2 separate regions of the Homo sapiens genome follow, and region 2 is linked to region 1. The links are chromatin loops, found by intact Hi-C in ENCODE. Cell type or tissue: endothelial cell of umbilical vein. All regions are shown on one strand. Each heading gives the region's core, and the rest is flanking DNA. Links, peaks and the distances in the headings are about the cores only. Region 1 overlaps EMSY (EMSY transcriptional repressor, BRCA2 interacting). Region 2 has its middle 1.8 kb from the start of LINC02757.

The links. Hi-C counts contacts between places; a loop is a spot of excess contacts. Peaks named below come from ENCODE experiments on the same cell type or tissue, not always from the same donor. Only the 100,000 strongest peaks of a DNase experiment are listed, where the experiment ranks them.
Region 2: a loop joins it to region 1, with 10 times the contacts of the local background. A loop is called at or near these places in 2 of 110 quality-filtered maps.

The regions. Positions count from the first base shown.
Region 1 is chr11:76,550,136-76,553,029 of GRCh38, reverse strand. It overlaps EMSY (EMSY transcriptional repressor, BRCA2 interacting), which reads right to left. Exons shown (of 22, transcript NM_001300942.2): 22 at 1-2,894. The coding sequence ends at 2,884. Among named protein-coding and RNA genes, the nearest start is that of LINC02757, 79 kb to the left of the region's middle. In endothelial cell of umbilical vein, for the core only: a CTCF peak has its summit at 1,441; DNase peaks (open chromatin) are centred at 1,399 and 2,049; H3K27ac peaks cover 819 bases.
Region 2 is chr11:76,630,802-76,633,725 of GRCh38, reverse strand. No RefSeq gene overlaps it. Among named protein-coding and RNA genes, the nearest start is that of LINC02757, 1.8 kb to the right of the region's middle. In endothelial cell of umbilical vein, for the core only: no CTCF peak of the experiment used is centred there; a DNase peak (open chromatin) is centred at 1,575; H3K27ac peaks cover 1,406 bases.

The sequences.
Region 1 (2,894 bases), core at 395-2,894:
CGGGTAAACAAAATGTGATATATTTCACACAATGGAATGGCCATAAAAAGAAATGTAGTACTGACACATTCTACAACACGGATGAACCTTGAAAATACGCTAAGTGAAAGAAGTCACAAAAGACCACATATTATATAATCTCATTTATATGAAATGTCCACATTTCTTATGGCACATCCATAAGAGGCAGAAAGTAGAGGAGTGGCCACCCAGGGCTGGAGCGATGGTGGTGGTGGTTTCATTTCAGGATTTCTTTTGTGATTAATGAAAATGTTCTCAAATTGATTGTGGTAATGGCTTGCCCAACTCTGTGGATATACTAAAACCATTAAACGGTATACTTTAAATGGGAGAGTTTATGGCATGTGAATATCTCAATGAAGCCCCCTTTGGTTTTTAATCCTCTAAGTTCACCATAAACTGCATCTGCAATACTAGGCACTTATTAAAGTTTACTTTAAGCCAAATGGATTTTTCTTATCACTGCCTAATAGTTGTTAGGATTCTAAAAATTCTGTAGCATTTGCATTGTAATTTGTTAATATCCTTCAAAGAGATGACTTTAAATTACTTTTAAATTATGTACTTAAATGTGGAATACTAATAGATATAATGCTAAGACTTTCAGTAAAGGGATGTCTGAAAATCCATATATGGCATCATCATCTATCCACTTTATAAAAAAACCTAAGTATTGTTCTTATTTTCTCCTGTCTTCATTCCTTGTATCCATTTCATGAGCAGGAAGCCCTGTTTATAAACTTCATAAGGATAGGATTTCCTGTTTGTTCACTATGGTATCCCCAGTGCACAGAATACTACTTGTCATACAGAAGATGCTCAATTAATATTTGTTGAATAAATAAATGAATGCATGCTCTATTTGGAATTAACACCTTTAAAAGAAAAATTTTAAATTTCACTTGATAATTTCTTAATATTTGTAATTCTTTAAAAAAATGTAGATGATAGCACTTTTATTTGCCATTCCAATTGCAGAAACATATGAAGGCTAAATTCTCAAGGGACACAGGTATGCTATGCTGCCAAAATATGTAGAACATAACTTTATTCAAGTTTGCTCTTGTTACTTGATCCATGAATATTTAAAAGATACTTTATTTTATAAAAACTTAATCTGTAAGTAATGGATTGATCATAACAGAGGGCTTAACCTGGAATACATGGATAGGCTTAGAGGCCCATGAGCCCCTAAAATTGTATGCAAAGTCTAACATGTATTTAACATGTTGCATGTGTATCTTTTTGGTGAGAGTTCATAGTTTACCAAAGAAGTCTATGACCCAAGAAAGGTTAAAAAATTACTTAACTAGAAACAGTCACAAAGTTTTTTAAACATGAATTTGTACAATAAAATAATATCCAACAGCTCCATCTATGGGTAAATCATTATCACCTAGCAGAACTAGTGACAACCACCAGAGATCAGCGCATCTTATGAATGCTTGTGTTTAAATCTTCAGTGTCACTCTAGTGGGAATTTATTAACTATAGTATCACAGCTTTTTCCCCCCAGATGTAGATGCAAAAATTAGGAGACCGTTGATGAATTCTACTTACAGTACTTCAGCACCAAAAAAACTGGGCAGTTATGCTGATAAATGTATGTACAGTTCAACATTTGTCAGTCTTAAAATGCTTATTTATAGTGAAATCTATATAAAACCGTTAAAAACTTTTCTATTTACATTTTTAAAAATGAAAAGTATAGTTTCCTTTGCCACAACTTGTCAAAACTCTTACCCTCCCACCCCCTTACCCCTTTCACTCTACTTGTGACAGACAGTGATCACAAGACCAAAACATATTGCTTAAACAAACTGTGTCCTAAAAAGATAGAAGGCTTAAAAACATTACATTTAGAACTGTAAATGAACTTTTTATACATTTCAAAGGGGCTTAAACAAAAGTATGTAAAAGTTATTTTCAAAGTCTCAGTCCAATGTGAATGTGCAATTTCAACGTTAAGAAAGCATCATATGAATGAATAATTTGTTTTCTTAACATGACCAAACATTTCCTTTAGGTCTGAAAACGTTTCTTTTCCTCTGCTTCGCAATGAAACATTTTTTAGTAAGTTTTCTTAAAGGAAGAGGGAAAGTGGGGAGACGACGACAGTGGAAAGCGTAGGCAATCCTGGTTTACAAGAAATTTGTCAGAAGGAGTACGGCCTGCTTTGAAATGTTTACACTTAAATAAATAGAAGGCAAGTGTGCTGCTTAGAGCACAAAGGAACAATACAATAAATTAGCACACAACTGATAAGAATGCACAAGCCACCCAAAAAGTACCTCCCACTGGTTAGGGATCTGATTTCTACCATCCAACAAGGATTCTTTAATGCCAGTATTATTCTAGGTGTTTATAAACTAATTATGAACTGAGAAAATGTAAAATTTTAACCAATTCAACACTTCCAGGGATTTGCAAAAACATACAAGTTTTTAAAAAACTTTTCCTGACACATCATTTCAAAATACAACTATTCACATTCTCCTTTTAGATGGTATTTTGCTCAGTAGAAACCAGTTGAGAAACATTCACAGGAAGTCTCTTTCCACTGCAAGACAAAACTGTTTCACCGGCCATGATCCAACAGAGAAAGAAGACCAGGTCTTAAGTCACTGTAAATGTGCAGCTTTTTTTTTCTTTTTCATTTTTTTTTAAAAAAGTACATTCCCCTGTGAGTTTTATCTTGTTTTAAAAAGCTGCTCCTGCAGCAACATCTTGTTGAAACACTGCTGTTTTAGGGTCCACAGCCTAAGTACGGGCAAAGTGCTCTTTTTAGTCATCAAAATACAAGGGTTTCCCTGGACACTTGGTAACCAAGCAGGTTTTAAAGTGCACTATTGTGTCCAAACACTAGGACCGTT
Region 2 (2,924 bases), core at 106-2,605, 81 kb before region 1:
GCAGTGAGTGGAGATCACGCCCCTGCACTCCAGGCTGGCAACAGAGCAAGACTCCGTCAAAGAAAAAAAAAAAAAAAAGGGGGGGGCGGATGAAGAAGATCTCTGCATGCGTGTCATGACAGTGTGACCTCCGGGCTGGGTACAACGTTAACTGAAAAGCAGAGTGGACTAAAATGCATATAGTACGTTATCGTTTTATCCAACAAAAAGGAGGGAATACACAAATACATGCGTGTTTTTAAAATTAAGTATCAGTTAAAAGATAAAAAATAAAATTAAACAATTGTTGTCTGCTGGAGTGGGGAGGAAGTGTGGTAAGGGAATGGAGTAGAAGCCAGGCTTCTCTGAATATACCTTATTATATAGGTTAGCTTTAGAAGTACATAAATTCTTTCCATAAAAATAAAACAAAATTAAATCTAAATAAAAGTCAAAAGCAATCACCCCAAATAAAGAGCAAAATGAAATCAATAAATCTGTGTATTGAATTGTTTTCTTCACCAAGCAAAGCTGAATTATTTTAAGTGATTTAGAAACCTGGTAACTTGACTATAGCTTGACTAGTAGGCTATATATTCTAAGGATAAAAGAATCACAGACAAATTATAAAGTATTTTCAGTAATCATATTATTAATACCACTATTGGTGTTATTATTCTGATATTTTTATAATATGTATATATAGAAAGAAAGTAGGAGAAATGAATCAGTAATAATGTCAATGTTGTTAGGAAGCAAGATGTTCAGCATTAGACAAAAGAGATTCAGATACAAAATCAAAATACTTATGTAAAAGCCCTATAGCTGAAGGTTTTATTCAAACTATCAATATGAACCCTTGATATATATCTTCTTAAGAAAAAAATTTCCTAGCTCTGCACCTTGAGAAGATCTAAAAGCAAAGACCAACTCAGCATATCTCACACCTCACACCCAGATTTGTGGTTTCTAAATGCCACTTCTTGTAAAAAAGAACCAGGGCTTCTTGAAGAAATATCTAATTCCAGGTCCAGGCGGAAAAAACACAAGACAAACCTGGACATCTCGTTATACCAGAAAGTCAGGACAGTATTAAACACCACTAGGGTCAGGCCAAAAGGACTCAGATGACCAAGAGATCTCTATGGGCCAAAGGTGGGACAATTTGAGTGACAACAAGGTTAATAACTGCAATAAATTGAAAATTTTCAAATGCATTTAAAAATATTAGATAATAATTTAAAAAAAAAAACAAAACCAACAAAAAAAAACTTTGCTGATCACCTCTAGAGACTGTGAGGGAATCAGCTCATTATTCTGAAAACTGATAAGTAAAGGGGAAATCAGCCAGCATTAGTTCTGTCCTTCCTAAACCAATTGTACCTTAGGGGAACCAAAGCATCAGGAGAGAAGTTTTTCTCCATAGAAGTGTTCCAGCTAATAAATGAAGAAAGAATGATAAAATTAAAACATCATTGTTTTGTAATTCTCTAATGAAATAATAGATATAGGCAATGATCATCACAGCCTTCTAAAGGCACAAAAGGAGAGACAACCAAACATTATAAATATGATGTTCCTTCTGAGGGAAGTAGACACGCCACCTATGAAGCATTCTTCCTAGCACATTGAGTCTAATCAAGTGTTTAGATCTAACTACCAATTTACGGGAAAGGCAGGAAACTGAGGAATGTGTTAAATAACACTATGGGGGAATGCAGCCAGAAGGTGGAAAACTACATGGGATCAACAACTTTGTTTAGTCAACAAATATATATATATATATTTTTTTAAAACAGGAAATCCCAGCATTTTGGGAGGCTGAGGTGGGAAGATCATTTGAGCCCAGGAGTTTGAGACCAGCCTGGGCAACATGGCAAAACCCCATCTTCCATGAAAAAAAAAAAAATACAAAAATTAGCCAGTGTGGTGGCACATGCCTGTAGTCACAGCTATTAATACTTGGGAGCCTGAGGTGGCTGAATCACTTGAGCCTGGAAGGTGGAGGTTGCAGTGAGCCGAGATCACACCACTGCACTCCAGCATGGGGAACAGAGTGAGACAGTGTCTCAAGACAAAATAAAAATAAAAAATAAGGAGAGACCAGACTCAGTTGCTCACACCTGTAATCCCAGCACTTTGGGAGGCTGAGGTGGGAGGATCACTTGAGCTTAGGAGTTTGAGACCGGCCTGGGCAACATGGCGAAACCCTGTCTCTACAAAAACTACAAAAAATTAGCCAGGCATGGTAGCGCATGCCTGTGGTCCCAGCTACTCAGGAGGCTGAGGTGGGAGGATCACTTGAGCCCAGGAGGTTGAGGCTACAGTGAGCCAAGATCATGCCACTGCATACCAACGTGGGTGACAGAGTGAGTTAGACCCTGATTCAAAATAAAAAAAAAAACCACCCCCTCCCCCCCCAAAAAAGAGAGAGGAAGTAGAAAAGATTGAAAGAGATTTAAGAGAAAACGATCAAATGCAATGTATGGAACTTGTGTAGATCCTGATTTTGAACAAATCAACTTTAAAAGATCTGTAAAAGATCTTTGTTAGACAATGGGGAATTTTTTTATTTGGAAGACAGCTGGCCTTGAACTCCAGGGCTCAAGTGATCCTCCTGCCTCAGCCTGCCAAAGTTCTGGGAGTAATTATACTTAGAAGCATGATTTGGAGTAATCTGGAGTAATCACGCTTACAAGTGTGAGCCACCACGCCTGGTTTATTGGGGAAATTTAAACACCACTATATACTATGATAATAAAAAATTATTATTAAAAATGTAGGCAGGATAATAGTTTCTGGCCATGCCTTTATCTTTTAGAAATACAGACTGCAATATTTATTTTGAGACAGGGCCTTGCTATGTTGCTCAGGCTGGTGGTGAACTCCTGGCCTCAAGTCATCTGCCCACCTCAGCCTTCCAAGTTGCTGGGATTTATAAGCAT